Linked DNA regions of Homo sapiens: region 2 is linked to region 1. A link is a contact called in ENCODE Hi-C data. All regions are on one chromosome and are shown on one strand. The core of a region is the stretch at or near the end of the contact, and the rest is flanking DNA. Distances in the headings are between cores, read along the strand shown.

Region 1 (7,934 bases), core at 2,044-4,543:
AAATCAAAAGGGGGAAAATGTGAGAGTCAATGTTTGGACAATTGACATAAAAAAATATGGGCACAATATGGCAGAAGGTGGGACAAGGTGGCCTCCTGTATAAATGCAATATGCTCAATGAAAGAATGTTTTATATGGGCATGTCAACAGTCAGCCTAATCTGAAAACCCAGCCATCAAGTGCCAGATGAGGAATGCCAAAATGCCAAGAAATATATCAAGAGGTAAAGAGAGCCAATAAAAAAACTTCCATCTTGTGGCAGTTTTATGGAAAGGATTTACATAGAAATCAAGAGCTAATAATGAGAGCATACAAATTACTGTGGAAAATGATGATTAGTGATAATAATTGTTCAAGAAAATGTGTGTCACCTGCCTCTAAATGTTAATTTACTTTAGACTAATGAATAATTCAAGCATCTAAGCTTAGGAAATACCCCACTTCTATCACTATTTCCCTAGTCAGGCCAAAAGGAGAGGACAACAACTGAATAGACCCCAACACCAACCTATTCCTTCCAAGTAATTTCTTCATTGCCTCTGACTGCCTGGTCATGCTGGCTAAGTCCTGAAAATCCCTTTCTTCTTTTTTTTTTTCTTACAACATTTCCTCATATCTTCAGGATTTCCAGGAGAGAAAGTAAGAGCAAAAATGAAGCAGAAGGAAGAAAAAAAGGAGGAAGAGCAAGAGGGGGAGAAGGATCAGGAAGAGGATGAGGAGAAAGGAGAAGGAGGAAAGAAAAAGAAGGGAGGAAGAAAAGAAGGAAAGGGAAAAAAAAAGAGAAAGGAACACACCAAAAGTATCCTCCCTCCAAATGTTAAATGCATTGAAGGAACTTACTTAGTTTTAGAAGTGTCCATGGAGTCTCACCAATTATATCTTACAGAAGACTCCTTTTGTTGCTCAATGTGAAGTTCTCAAAGTTAATGAATAAACAAATTAATCAGTTTCCTAGGCGGTGTGATTTCAGGAACAGCGGCTTTAAAAATAATTTTACCTTCTCCTGTCTGGTTTGGAAAGTCCATAATTAGAGAGTTTCTCATTTGCTTTCTAATTTGATATAAAGTAAATATCTCTAGGACATAGCCAATATAAATCTCTTACACTTTAGTATGAAATTTTATCAGATACTTTTCTACAGTTGATTGAAGAAACAAGGAGAGCCAGATACAAAGGGTGCCTAAAGAAGGAAGGAAATGAAAGCAAATGGAAAAATGACTAGATGCACTGCAGTTTATTTTTCCTGCTTGCAGTTTTACCTAAAAGGATGGTGACTGTCACTGTACCTCTAACTTGTGAGAGAATCATGTTAATTATTTTTGTGTGCACAGCACCAACCATAGAGTGCCATACTATGGATGTTTGCTGAATTAATGAATAAATGAATGCAAGTATTCAGTGATTACTGTAGTCTTGATATTTTGTAAAATCTATGCATAACACAATCCCTTGCTACTAGCAAGTTGTCTTCTAAAAGAAATGGTGTACGTAGCAAGTATTCTTTCCAACTAGCTATTTCTCTGCATTAATTTCTAAACCAGGTTCTGCCTTATCCCAAACCACTTTAGCTTCTGGTTAAGAAATGTATTGTTACTAGAAAACAAAACAGAACTGGTGCTTTTTTTGTATGCATAATATATACAAATGAAGAATGGCTAATGATCGAGATATCCAAAAGATGACCTATATCACAAATAGACATATTTAATCATTTATTCAATATTTACTGAGTATCTGCTGTGTAATGAGTAAGGCAGGCAAAGTCCCTGACCTCTTGGTGGTTCCTGTAATAGAAGTATATTTAAAAGTGTAAACGAATATAGAAACAAAGCTCTTTCAGATTATTACAGATTCTATTTTTAAAATACAAATGTGGTAGAGAGTGATGGGGTAATGGGTTGAGCTAGTTTGGCCTAGGAATGCTTCCTGAGAATGCAATGAGCATGCAATCATGTTAATTTCTGTGGGAAGTGTTCCAGGCATAGAGAACACCAATTATAAAGGGAAGAAGCAAGTGTTCTGGGGACAGAAAGGTGAATGTGGTTTCAACATAGGAGAAGAGTAGTCTTCTTTCTAGCACAAGCCCAATAATTTAAATTGTCATTGAATGATCTTTTAAAATTAATGTCTAAGAATTATAAATGGGTCTTCTACTGTCTAAATTTTAAAGCTGTCTTAGCTATTTTTTTTAAATTCAGCTATCTTATGTTCCAGATATGCTAGGTTTCAATTCTTTCCCTAATGGGCTTTCTTCATAATTGCACTGATGAGTATTTAAGCATTTATGACAGGCCAGCCTTAAAAGAGTGAGTTTATGTAGTACCATTATGTTCCCCTTACTAAAGTTAGACAACAAAGAGTATTCCCTCCAAACGTGTTCATTAAGATTCATATCTGATTTGAAAAGCTTGAAGGAATTGTGGCCAAAGATTTGCACATTAACACATTTATAACCATCAATACATTAGCCTAGGCTCATTTTATCAAATGACCCAGTCATTACCTTGGGAAGCAAAGAGCAGGGCCCTCAAAGATTAGAAGAAAGGTAAGCTAAGTTTGTTGATGAAGGAGAAAAACAAAAAAAGCTCAATACACAATACGTGATGAAGACAAAACTATTTTTTGCTCAAAATTTTAGCCATTCTAAACCGTGGTTCTCATGTGTTTTTGCATGAAAGTATAAATATTTCCTTGCTGCAATCGAATCTGAGAGATTACAAAGCAGATGAATGTTATTTTTCTAGGGCTAGCTATGATACATTACATTTCTCTTATGTGGTGTTGTGATTGTATCTCACTGCTGATTGTGTCTTACCAGACTGTGCTTTCCTTGGTTTTAAAAGTAATGGCAATGGTAAACACATCATAACAATAGCTTTAAAATGTTAGTATTTAGTATTATGGTATCAGCTATTTTAATTCGAGGATAATCTAATAGTAAATCGAATGTGACTGTAAAACAACATTTTAAAAAATAGCTGCCATTGAAGACCTTCTTTGGGATGGCACACATAGTTCTGAATGTCTGCAACAGTCAGAGGATATGCTATTCAAATTGGCATATCATCCTCAGTTGAAGGTGACATCTTCTGCTTTTTTTTTTCAAAAATACCATTTTAAGGAAAAAATAAACTAATGAGGTTCATTTTCTCATGTGTCTCAGAAATAGATTCCAATGACAAAATGAATGGGAGGAAGAGAAAGGGAAAATGGATGAGGAGGAGAAAAATGAGGATGAGAGAGGAGGAAAAAAGGAGGAAGTGGAGAAATAGAAGAATCCAAATATATTGTAAAAAGACACTTTATTCAAATAAGTACATAATCTCACAGCTGAATACTTTCCATGAATATTCTGACACATTTATTTAAATTTTTGAAATCTTACTTTATGCATGTTATAATGGAAAATAGAGGATGAATCTCTTTATAATTTTATCTCATTTATGTTAAATACAAAGATATTCTAGATCAGAACTAACAAGATGAAAGTAATTTATTAAAAGTATGAAATTTCATTAAAGTAGTATTTAATTTTTTTATGTTGGCATGATTGGTCTATTACCAACAACCTTCAAGGAGCTAACTCTTTTATAATCTTTATTCCTGGTGCTTGATTTTCCTCTTTATATCAATCCACTATGTGTTCCACAATTCTAATCTCAGATTTAAAAAATAAATGGTCAAAGGGAGTGGCAAAATATTTGAATTGCTTTCAGAGGTTTGATGGTAGGACCCAGAAGACATAGAGATTGCCAGAATTAACATAACAGAGGATTCAATGTGCTCCTGTGAGAAGCATTGATTGGGGTGGGAATACAAGTCTGTTTCAAGCTTTCTGTACTGGTAGTAACTACTCACAGCTTCTACTCTTGCTTCTTAACCATAGCTTTCCTTTTTTTTTCTTTCCAGGGCTATAAGATTTTTATTTGATTTCAATAATCTTCCACCTGTATCTCCTTTTTACTTATAATGAAAAATTTCAGTTCTGTAAGACACCAATATAATGACTTACTTGCTTTATCTCATAATATATAAACAGTTGCAAAATATGAATAACAGCACTACAACTAGCAATATGATGATTGCTTAACAGCTAAAGATTATTTTTAGGGTTTTTTTTTGCCGTGATTATTTCTTAAGGTATAAAAAGTCAAATTACTACACAGCTTTCCTTTATAATGGGCAACCAAGTACCATAGGTTGAAGGGCTACTCTTCAGCAGTTATAGCCTCACTTGAAAACTCGGCTGACCTCTGCTAAGAGCTTCCACTTAGCGGTTGGTAGTTGTGTTCAGACTCTGCCTCTGCTACTTACTAGCTCTATACCTTTGTGAAAGCCATTTAATGTCTCTGCCTCAGTTTTCAAATTGGAAAGAAGAGAGGGAGGAAGAAAAACAGAAGGAAAAACCCTATTTTACATGGTTGTTCTCAGACTAAGAAAAAATATATAAAGCATTTACCTCAATGCCTAGAGCTTAAAAATTATTAAGCAAATGGTAACTATATTATTTAGCTCATGAGCCAAATTCTTTCCAGATAAAATTTTTAGAAATCAATAGAAATAAAACTTGCCACGTAAAAACAATTTTCCACCTTCAACAGAAATATATGGGCAGGTAAATTCTGTCTTATGCAAACTTTTGTGGTTCTTTAAAATTAACCGTAGGAGGAAAAAGATTTACAATGTATTTTGGGGGGGAGGGGCGGGAATGGCAGTGAGGGAGACAAGAAATATGTAGGGAAAATCATCTTAGAAAAAATAAAGCTTCTTAAAATTGATATAAGCAGAGGGTGGAAACTGAGGCCGGGAGATTATTACTCGTCCACGCTTACAGGGTGGGGTGGGGCAGCGTTCTCCAGGGTTTCGCCTTTGCCGAAGACCCGCTCCACCTTCTCTCGACCCAGATGCCCTTGTCGGGAAGAGTATGCTGTCCTCAGTGCCTGGGACAAGCTCACAAGCCCTCGTCTGTTCCAGGAATTCCAGTCCAAGCTCAGTCCTCTCTCCATCCCGGGGCATCCTAAGCGTGTCTTTGAACCGCACTGTGGAGTTTCACTCCGAAAGTCCTTCTTACAGAGCAACTCCAAGGATGGGCTGAAAAGCACATAGAGAAAATGGAACAGTGCGAAGTTGGAAGGTCCGTGCGGGTGGCAGCGCCAGTGTGGGGATGAGATGCTCACAGGACGGTTTTTAGGCGGCTCACAAGGGTTTTTTCTTTCTTTTCTTTCTTTCTTTTTTTTTTTTCTTTTTTCTTTTTCTTTCTTTTTTTTTTTTTTTTTTGAGACGGAGTCTCGCTCTGTAGCTCAGGCTGGAGTGCAGTGGCGCGATCTCCGCTCACTGCAACCTTTGCTTCCCGGGTCCCGGTTCAAGCGATTCTCCTGCCTCAGCCTCCCGAGTAGCTGAGATTACAGGCGCGCGCCACCATGCCCAGCTAATTTGTGTATTTTTAGTAGAGACGGGGTTTCACCATGTTGGCAAGGCTTGAACTCCTGACCTCGTGATCCGCCCGCCTTGGCCTTCCAAAGTGCTGGGATTACATGCGTGAGCCACCGCGCCCGGCCTCACAAAAGTGTTTTTGAAGGCTCCATTCCCGAAGACTGAGTGAGGTATTCGATATCCTCCTCCCTCATTGAAAAGTTGTGTAACAGGAATCTAAGTTCATGCCGTTTGATTCCCAAGACTTCTCCAAGCCGCACTGTAGAGCAGGAAAATCGACTAATATTACTGCTCAGATTATCATCATAGTGGCCATTTAAGATGGAATGCGACATCAAGGGTAAACTAGGCATTGAAAAATTCACTTTCAGACCTCCCTTCCGTGCCTCACTCTCCGGCCAGTCCTTTTCCCCATTCGCCATTCAGGCACTAAAATTTTGCAGTTTGAGAAAAAGAAAAGTGAGGAAAACACAAGAGAAAAAACGCGAGGCTTTTCGGGTTCTTTTTTATATATAGAATAGCTTATATAGTCCAATTTTATTTTCTAAATCGCCCCACACATAAAACGTATAACTCTAGCCAAGATGAAGGAAAAAAGAAATGTAATAGTTGGGAGCAGAGAGAAATAGCCAGCACCACCCCCCAGCGCAGAGCCGGGGCGCGGGGCCTCGGGTCGCCCCCTCCGGCTCCTCTGACCCGAGACTCGCCAGGTCTTGGACATCCTCAGCCTGCGACACCGTTCCCAGGACGGCTCATCACCTATTATCTCGGACTCCAGATTTTGTGTGTACGTGTGAAAATTTTCCACAAGAAAGTGGGAAAGATTGTCGGTCCTGTTCCCAGCGGGTGGGGGCTGGTGGGGGGTTCTTGTCTGTCTTTGAGTCTTTCCATCCGCACCATCAGCTGAGGGACAACAGGGTAGGGGTGGGAGGGGGAGTGTAGGGGAGACGACTCGGGGGCCATGTTCTAAGAGACTCTGGGAGGTAAAGTGTTTTAGTCCAGTCTTTTCTAAATCTTACTGGGGGAAAACCCTGAACAGGAACCATTAGAGAAGAAGGCGACCCCTCTAATAACCCCTATAATAACAGGGCCCGGCTGCTGGGCATTGTCAACAGGGAAATAACTCGGTCGCTGCTTTTCTGGCGAAGACGTGCCATAGCCTGGGATAGTAGCCTGGGGTCACAGGGCCACACCGAAAGCCCTCATCTCTCTCTACCTTCTCTCTGCAGAAAAAGCGTGAGGCTGCTCCTCATTGACACCCACTTAGAAGTTGGTTGATGAAGACTGCAGTGAGCACTCTCAGCAAGGGTAAAACTGGCACATTTGGGCCTGAAATGGGGTCCTCGGGGCCTGGTAGGCTCAAGTATGCCCTTGGTAATTTCCAGCTTACAGAGAAAAGAAGAGCGTTCACTTTGTTTCTGCTGGCAGGGTGAAAAGGGGCAGCTACGTGGCCAAAGGTGAGTGCTCAAGTTTGCAAGGGCCCAAGATAATAGGGACTCTGATTTGGAGACTGCTGGAACTTGAGCAGTTTGTTCTCCACTTCTGGTCCTCTTGCCTCAGGTGTGCGGTTGCCTGGCCAACAGGAGGTGGGTCCTTTCTGTGCGCCCCAAGTGGTGCCAAGAGTGATTCGCGCCACTTCCCGGGGGCATGGAGGTTAAGCAAGGCCGGTAGGAATGTTAGTGAATCCTTGCTTGGGGGTCCGCACGGTTTTATTTGTTTTGTTTTTCTGACTAGATTCCAAAGTTGGTGAATTTTTCTGCTCTGGGGTTACGGGGAACTCCCGGGGCGCAGTGTAGGGAAGGTCAAGGAAAACTACTGCTCTCCCATAGGCGGTTGCTGTGTGTGAGTCACGTCTGGGCGTTTTAAAATTGAACATTGTTTTGCTCACTGTTTAGTTTTCTGAAAAGACCGTTTCTTAAACTATTACAATTCAGTTATCTCCATTAAGATTGTATTTCTGTTGCAATATATATTTAATGTTTGGGCTTTATAAATGCTGTTTCCCTTAAGCAGCTCTCAGTCCTTTCTTTGGACCACAATAAAATACAGCTCTTAGAAATCTTTGGTTTCCCTGGGTTCATTTTCATTGCGTGTTCCTCATCCTGCCAGGTTACACGTTTTCCCTCACTGCGAACTGTCAGCCTTATTCCGAGTATAGCCACCACTGACTTCTGACCCTGGACGGTGTCATTCACCGGGAACTCTTAACGTCTCCGGCCGAGAAAGGAGGGGACGGTAGCTAACTCTTTCGGCGGAGCTGAACCCCTACCCCCTCCCTCCTGTGACCCGAGCCTACTGCGAGACCTGGACACCGCCAAGTGGGGCAACGTTTCGCTCTTACAGCAGCTTCCCGACCTCTGCTAACTCCCAGGCCATTTCAGAAGGCGCAAAGGGGAGAAGGAAAAGTTCAGAGAGCAAACGTTGCTCTCTAGCCTCCCCCAACCTCCAGTTCCTCTCTTCCTTCCCCTGCTGTCCAAACTTCATACTGTCCACCAGGGGAG
Region 2 (7,934 bases), core at 2,501-5,000, 4.9 Mb before region 1:
ACGAAAACAAGGGCAATAATAACATTACCAGCACTGTACTGATCAAATGCCCACAAATAGTTCAGAACAACGGTGCTAAAAAGCCGCTTTAATTCTGAAACAGAAAGTCCTGAGACACCGAGCGCCATCTAGCAAGCAAAGTTAGAATCAAAGTATGCCTGAGTCAAGCACAGAGCACAGAAGGACAGGGGATGGGGAGGTAAAGGGGGACTTCGAGATCACTTGCTGTGATTTAACCATCCACCCAGTCTCACCTGAGCCCAGAGCTACCTGCAAGTTTCTGCTCTTCGCCTCACCGACCAGCTCAAATAAACCTAACAACTGAGGTGAGACAGACCGTTTCTGCCTCCAGCCAAGGCTAAAGGACAGCTCCTCGCAGGATTGCTTATTGTCTTTAATTAGAACAGGCCGCTTCTCCATCCCCTCCTACCACCTCCCCAAAATCAGCCTAGTGTCTAACTAGTTTTGCACCTTCTTATCCAAATGGGGACAAAGAGCAGTGCCTGAAAGGCTCACCTTGGGCTGAAATGATTCCCAGGGCTTCAGCGCAGAGGAAAGCGCATCGCTGGGAAAACATAGCACGATATGAGAAGTCACTCTGAGTTTACAAGGCTGCCCAGACGCCTCCTGACAGGCGATCTGAGCTCTCTCCGAGTGGCATAAGACACATATTTACTTAACAAGCCACTGATGGTCATGGAAATGGAATGCTGCCTCCTAAATATAAATGCTGTAACTTTATTCTTCTCCAGGCAACTGGGTCTTTGATATTTTCTTTGGCTGAAGAAAAGTCAAAGGTAGCTAGAAAGCTAGAAAACTACCCTGTTAGTGTGTAGCTTGAAGGGGGTGGGGGTGGGGTTGAAACACTTTTTAAAAATAATTTTAAAGTTTGAATAATGTTACCTAATTATATGAATATTCTTTGGAACTGGGCTAACAATGTAACTACAAAATAAAGCTTCTGGGATTTCAATGTGAAGAAAGTAAAGAATAATCTGCTGGTTTCTGTAGAGGCAGGTACCGCATATTTTTCTTTTAAACCAGTCCATCTGAATTCAAAAGACTGAGAGAGTTCATCTCAATAATATGTGTGCTTTCTAAAGAGTCTTTCTGGAATTTCATTTTAAGGCTGGAAAATAATCCAGTGTATATACATGCTAGTCTTAAACTACTCTTAATTTCCTGCTATTGAATATTGCCTCTATAGTAGCTCATTGATTCACATTGTTCTTAGAATACAGAGCCAGAGCTAGGCTTTTCTATTGTTCTCTCCTCATCTCCATGTCCCACACACAATTTTTTTCCCAGTGAAGTGAAGTTTTGTAAAATAACAACAAAAACAAAAACAAAAAAATTAGAAAATGAAATATTAAAATATTCCTGTTGAATATCAAATGCTACTCCAATCTCAGGTTTGCTACTTAATGAACACAAGCACAATAGATATGAAATAACAGTCCTCTTGATTTTTCTACTGTGCTATTTGCTGTGCAAAACAACCACATTAAGAATAAAGGAAGCATGAGATAAGAGTATGCTTAACACACTCACAGGTCATAGAACTTACAGGAAAAAAAAATCTCAGAAAAATCACAACCCACCCAACAAACCTAAGCCAATAAAGAGAGACTTCATAGTTTAACCCACAATTTAGAACACATCTAATACATTTCTACAAAACCTCCTTTTCTCCTTATGCCTGAAAATATGTGTAAAGATCTGAGGATGGACAGTAGACACAATTCATGCTCTCTCTTATTTCCCTCTCCCTCTCTGAAGTTCAGAAGAAAAGTTCCCAGGGCAGTCTTGCCTCCGGATGCCAATAAAAATTTAACTTTGTGTGTGTGTGTGTGTGTGTGTGTGTGTGTGTGTGTCTTGTTAAATAGTACATTTCTCCCATCAAGGTCTTCTTAAACACGGAACCTTCTCCTAGACAGGGTACCCAGCTGTTTAATTTAACATTGATTTATTGCTTTTAAAAGTAAATTTACACACATGCCAGCAGCGCTCCGTTTTGTTTCCCCAGACCCTGAGATTTATTTTCTACTTAGCGCTTGTCTGACAAAACAATGTCCTTTAACTTTATTACACATCGATAAGGAAATCTGTCTTATTTTTGTTCAGATTTATTGCTGTGTTACTTGTGGGGACTTTTGTGATCCAGAAAGGCTCAGGTCCGAAAATAAATAGAAAATTAAACAGAGTTGATCACAAAATAATGATCAAAACCTTACAATATTGTCCAGCCTATATCAGCCTGCTGGGGGGTGAGGTGGGGTGGGACAGAGGATGATGCTCCCCTAGTGAGCACAGTTGCTCTGGAAGAAAACAAAATGTCTTTAATGGGCAGGTAGCGTTTGAAGGTGGAGTAGCCAAATCTGGGTTCTGTAATATCTCCAAGTTCTTGGTTGAAATGTATTTGGGATTACAGGGCAGGGAGGTGCATCTGCGGGACTCCCCACCCTATGGCGGCCTTACCTCCGTGCAGAACTCCCAATTATCACGCGTTCGTGATGACTGAGCCCAAGGGAATTAAGATGGACTTTGAAGCAGCTTTTACGGTACACTTCATCTACATTTGGGTTTTCTTTAGTTCTCATTAAAAGGGCCACTTTCTTCTTTTCATTGATATATGTCTTTGTGTCCTTCATTTCACACTCTTAAAAAAAGTTCTCTCATCAGATCAAGTGCAAAAAGGAGGGGACGACATAATAACCATCATAATCATGATAACAACAACAACAACAAACAAGTGGTACTGTGGGTTTAAATCTTTTTTAAAAGAAGGTTTTCTCCTCTATATGGCATGGCCCTCCAATTAAAAAAAAAAAAGCTGGGGTTGAGAATGAGGATAATAAAAGTGTTTCTAAGGTTAAATTACATGAAGGCAGGCTTAAAAAAAAATCTCTGAATGTGATGAGCTTTCCTCTCCCATCCTGATTTCTCACAGAGACATTCAGTAATCACTTTAGAGCTGTTCACATGAGGAAATGAGGACACTATCTTTTCTAGTAAGAAGTGAAGATGTGACAGGTTTTGTTATTGGAATGAGGGAGAACTTCGTAAGATATTCCCTTTTTTCGCCCCTACAAACCCAGCATCTTTAAAACCCCCTGTCTGAAAGCGTGACTCGTCTGTTGCCTTTCCACTCTGGTCAGTGGGTCCTCGAAAACACCATAACATGTTTCAATAATTCTGACAAACCCATGAAGATTTTTTAAAGTTAATGAATCATTCTTTCTCCTGAAAACACATAAAAACACGTTTGTGCACGCAATTCCAATCTAATGAGAGAAAGAAAGAAAAGGGAAGGAAGGAAGGAAAGAAGGAAGGAAGGAAGGAACGGAGGGAGGGAGGGAGGGAGGGAAGGAAGGAAAGGAAGGGAGGGTAAGGACAGAAAGGAAAGAAAGAAAAATAGGAAAAAAGGAAAGGAAAAAATATCCCTCTTTAAAAGGGGGGAGGTGGAGTAACTGCGAAACATTGAAAATTCTCCTATTCATATTAGGAGCTTCTTCTTCTTCTTCTTCTTTTTTTTTTCTGTTTGCCCTTTGAAAAGGGGTCCTGTCACTCAGAAAGGGGCTGTTTCTTCAACCTCCTCCCCATCCACCCACCAGCCGGCCCCCCTCAGCCTCGCAGCCGGCCCCGGCCCACCCCGCGGCCCTCCCAGCGCACACACAGTTTCTTCCAAGTGCTTTTTCAAGTAAGAGCCGGAGAGATGAGAGGTGCGGCTTCTCCAGCGCGGAGCCAGACAAGTACTTCTCATCCCGGCGGAGCGCGGCCCGGCGCGGCCAGCCCGAGGCCCGGACGTTCTATGTCAAGAAGCCCCACGGCCCCCCGGGCTGGCCGCCCCTCCCCGCGGCTGGACAGCGACGTCGCGCTCGGGCCTGTCACGTGGCCGCGCCCCCCCGTGCCCCCGCGGAGCCCTTTGTTAAGCCCCCGGGTCTCCACGCGCGGCCGCCGTGGCTGGGGCGGTGCCGCATGGTGGATGCGCCCGGAAGACGATCGGGGTACCCTGGCTTTGCCTCGGCTCACCACGCAGCCCCCAAACACCTTGGGCGGAGGCCCCAAGCACTTGGCAAATCAAGATTCTCAGTCCTTTGAGGAAAACGGCCCTGGGCCACCTCCAGTGTTTCAAACCAAAGGCACAAAGTGGGGCAAGGGGGCCAGTGGAGGGCGCGCCTCTGCACAGGGGTGTAACCACTGGGCTGACTTCCCTCCTCCTTTCCATTCCGCCTCACCAGTTCCTCGCCTTTTTTTTTTCTCTTCTCTTATCCTCTGCCACGCTCAGAGGCTCAGTGGGTGGGAGTGTGTGTGTAAATGTGTGTGTGGTGTGTGTGTGTGTGCGTGCATGTGCAGTTAGGTGAAATTTCATAAGAATATGTCCTAGGCTTATCAACTTGCTAGGTTGAGGGAGGATGTTCTCCAGTAAATGGACTGGAGGGAGAGTTTAAGCGACTTATTTGGGAGGAAATAGGGGGTCAGATTTGGTCTAAGTGGAACATCTGCAAAACATTCAAGCAGCTTATTCAACAAAGAATCTAGCCATTTATTGTAGAAATAATAAAAAGCCACTAATGATTATAGTTCCCACCCCTTCCCCCAAAAGGCCAAATCATAATGAAATAATTCAAAGGTAGGCCTCATTTCCTAATAGTGGAATTAAACAACAACAAAAAAGAGCCCAACTAAACTTTCCAGCTCGGCCTTCTTAAGGGCCTGGGAACCTTGCTGAGAAATTAGGTAAATAAAAGGCGAGATGGAATTTCTGTTGAGCTGAGGCTGCAGTGCCCCGACTTGCACATAGTTCTGCCTTGATACGCAATTAAATTACAGTAAATTCCTCTTTAAATAATAAAATTTGGAAGACTCCTCAGGATTCGAAGATGTCTGGGGTTAAGTAGCTTTTAAAACGTCAGTTTTTAAATGGCTTGTGCAATGAATAGCTACCTTTAAATTCTAAAACCATTATAAATGTGCTATACATCTGGGTGCTAGTTTGTCTCTCCATATTTCTTTTTAAAATGAGGAAAGAATTCATAAAAAGCTACTTGGCACACTTTATTTTAGGAAAGCAGATGTTAATTTTTTCACGTATCATTTTATGACCAAGTACATGTGTAACGTTGGAAAGCATCCAGAACGCCTCTATTATTTGCTAAATGACTGTTAGTTGAGGCGTATTATTCTCAGCCTAACCACGGTATAGGTTATATCAATAAAGTAAACATCTGTGATTTTTTTTTAACCAGGGGAGGGGGTGGGTAGAAAGAGTTACCATAAGCGAGGCAGGGAGGGGAGAGTTTAGGTAGGAAGAGCACACCTGCGTTGTAGCAAATAGAATATTTATATTGTTCGGTGCAAAACAAAGTCCCTCAGTCAGGCACTCGGGGTTATTTACATGGCGGGAGATAAAGTTGAAAGCCTTTTCCGGCGTGCCAAATGGGATTCTCCCAGTGGCCTTCTGCGTAGCAAGATAACTGGTACCGAGTGCTCCTGGCGGCGTCGGGCCTTCTCCCGCCAGCTCCCCTTCCCTGCACGCCAGCCCCAGGCCCAGACCGGGTTGAGCCAGGCGCTCAGGCTCTAGGAATTCCCAGGCACCGCGGAAATTTCAGCGGGGTTCCCAGCCTAGAAATATGCTCAGGAAGCGTCCTCATTTGCCCTGCGTCGCTCGAGGACGCCGGCGCCCAGGATAAGCCAGTGGGGTGATAATTAATGGAATACAATATTTATGGTCCGATGTATTGACTCTGAGGCAAGCGCGCCGTGTAGAGTCCGTGGGGGTCTGACAAACAGGGGTTAGTGAACAAACATAATGACCGGAGTACTTATGTCTATCCGGTTTACTCACTTAAACCCAAGGTATGTAACATCACGATAAATATTAATATCCACCTCGACAGACCCTCAGCACCGCTGTCCTCCTAAACTCTCCCTTCCTGAGCGCTGCCCTTAACAAAAAGGCCAGAGAGGAGGTTTTTAACATAAAATGCTGCAAATATGAAAAATAGGTCACCAATAAAATTGGTCTCAGCATGGAGCGTAATTGCAACAAAGTGCCGCCGAGTAAAATCGAGGAGTGAGCTGGCTGAGGCGGCACAGTCGCGAACCATCTGGTGTGTATTAAGAGTGGTGCTGTAAATATTGCTGAGAGCTAATGCATTATCGGCTTCTATAAGTGCACAGGGCCTCTAAGCTTTCCATATGTTAGAATATGTAGATCGGGTGAGAGCAAGGAAAGGTGTCTTATCAATCACAGGCTTCTAAAGCATTGTTTTGCCCACTCTTTGTGGATTTTTGGCCCCCCAAAGTGTAGGATATACATTCTCATTCTCTCCCCCCACCACCCTTTTTCCTCTTCTGTCAATTCCTCTTTCTCTTTTTCTCTTGCTCTTTCTCCCAGCTCCTTCCTTCCATACCCTCCTCCTCTCTCCCCTCTCTCCAAGGGGATAGGGCAGGCATTGCTGACGTCACTTCACATCAGTAAAAGAGAGTAACTGTTTCAGAGAGGAAGAAAAAAATCATCTGTTTTTCATCAGTACTAAAGTTTTGCCTCTTTAATAGAAATGGGCTGCCCAGGCTGAGTACTCCTTGTGTTTTGAAGCTTATAATCACTACTACCCCCTTTTGGAGGGTGGCCCAAGAGGTGGGGAGGTGTTCTTCATCCTGTGCGCTGATTCATTTTATATGTGGTTCTAATGCCAGAATCAGCTCAAATAGATGAAACTAATAAGGTGCAAAGATAATGTCTTCTAGAGATTTCACATCTACACCTCCTAGGCAACTTTTGTCAAGGAGAGTGGAGGGCTCCTGGTTCCATGACACTTCTGCTTTGAGTCCTGGAACTTCTTCCTTTCTCTGGAGCCTCCCTCCATAATTCCACCCCCCACATACCTAACCGCCACACACAGCACAGCTAATAAATTTCCTGCTGTCACATTACTTTTCTGGGGAAAACAGAGTCCTCCTTTTCCTGATGATACCCCACATCTAAGAGTTTACTATAATTACCCCCCATCTCCTCTGAACCCCTCTCCACATATTCCTCAGCTACAAGTTTTTAGTCAAATCCAGTGCTAGGAAGTTTATTTACGTTGTCCCACAGAGATCATTTTCTCTCCTTCAAAATTGGCCTGGTCTGTTATTCTTCCTACTTTCCTTCTCCTTCCTTTTCTCCCCACCTCTACCTCCTGTGCACATATAGTACAAACCTCCAGCACTTCTAATGTGGATAAACCTGCTGGTCATGACAACCCAAGTTCAATCAGCAAATAAATAAAACTCTTACTTTTCTTTTTTGGCTGCCGGCTGCACTCCCCCTCTGGCCGTTGCCTCCTTTAATTATAGGAGCTATATTTCTTCCCTGGGAGACATTCGAGGGGATTTTTAGTTGGAAACTCGTTTCTGCTGAGTTATTTTGGAGCCAGGACCAGTGAGTGAGTGGCCCGTACCCAGAGGCTTTGAGTGAAGTGCAGATTGAGACATATCGAGTTCCCTTTAAAAGGATCATTTCATGTGGGAGGCTGGACACAAAGTTTGCACTCGTGACTGGCATTCCAGTGAGAGACATGCATATTTTAAAACAACAAAGCAAGCTGGAAAGAAAGCTTAGGGGAGGGGGAAAAACTTGGAAAGAAGTTACTAAGTGACAAACATCTGTCAACATGGGATAATTTGTACACTCCAATGTAAAACTATCTGCCTAGTTTGATGGAGTTCAAGGAACAGGATCTGGGAGAGCAAAGTGGATACATATTTATCCCCGTTGAGATATGGCTAAAAGACACTTCTCCCCCAAATAGGTGTAAGGTCATTAAAACTGCATGATTGAGCATAATTTTTAAATGCTTCTTACAACAATAGAAATTTCTAAAATTGCATTTTTCTGATAGTTAATACAAAACTAGATCTATGTAATTTTAAGATGTATTTCATTT

The links. A loop is a pair of places that touch in the nucleus more often than their neighbours do. Pooled maps may share reads with other maps.
Region 2: a loop to region 1 is called in a map of B cell, with 8 times the contacts of the local background. The contact joins the enhancer-like site here to the promoter of GSCAR in region 1. A Hi-C loop is called at or near these places in 2 of 168 maps with a recorded cell type or tissue (B cell and ascending aorta), 2 of 37 single-sample maps with no recorded cell type and 8 of 50 pooled maps.

Annotation. Positions count from the first base shown.
Region 1 is chr5:88,692,503-88,700,436 of GRCh38, reverse strand. GSCAR (glioma stem cell association long noncoding RNA) reads left to right here and starts at 3,293. Exons shown (of 3, transcript XR_007058863.1): 1 at 3,293-6,220; 2 at 6,663-6,890; 3 at 7,543-7,934. All of the region lies in intron 1 of MEF2C-AS2 (MEF2C antisense RNA 2), which reads right to left. RefSeq lists an enhancer at 3,524-4,503.
Region 2 is chr5:93,600,192-93,608,125 of GRCh38, reverse strand. No RefSeq gene overlaps it. Among named protein-coding and RNA genes, the nearest start is that of MIR2277, 17 kb to the left of the region's middle. RefSeq lists a silencer at 9-303. Within about 2 kb of position 3,750, at least 6 of the 41 ENCODE cell types and tissues checked have a DNase peak (open chromatin) inside an H3K27ac peak, as active enhancers do.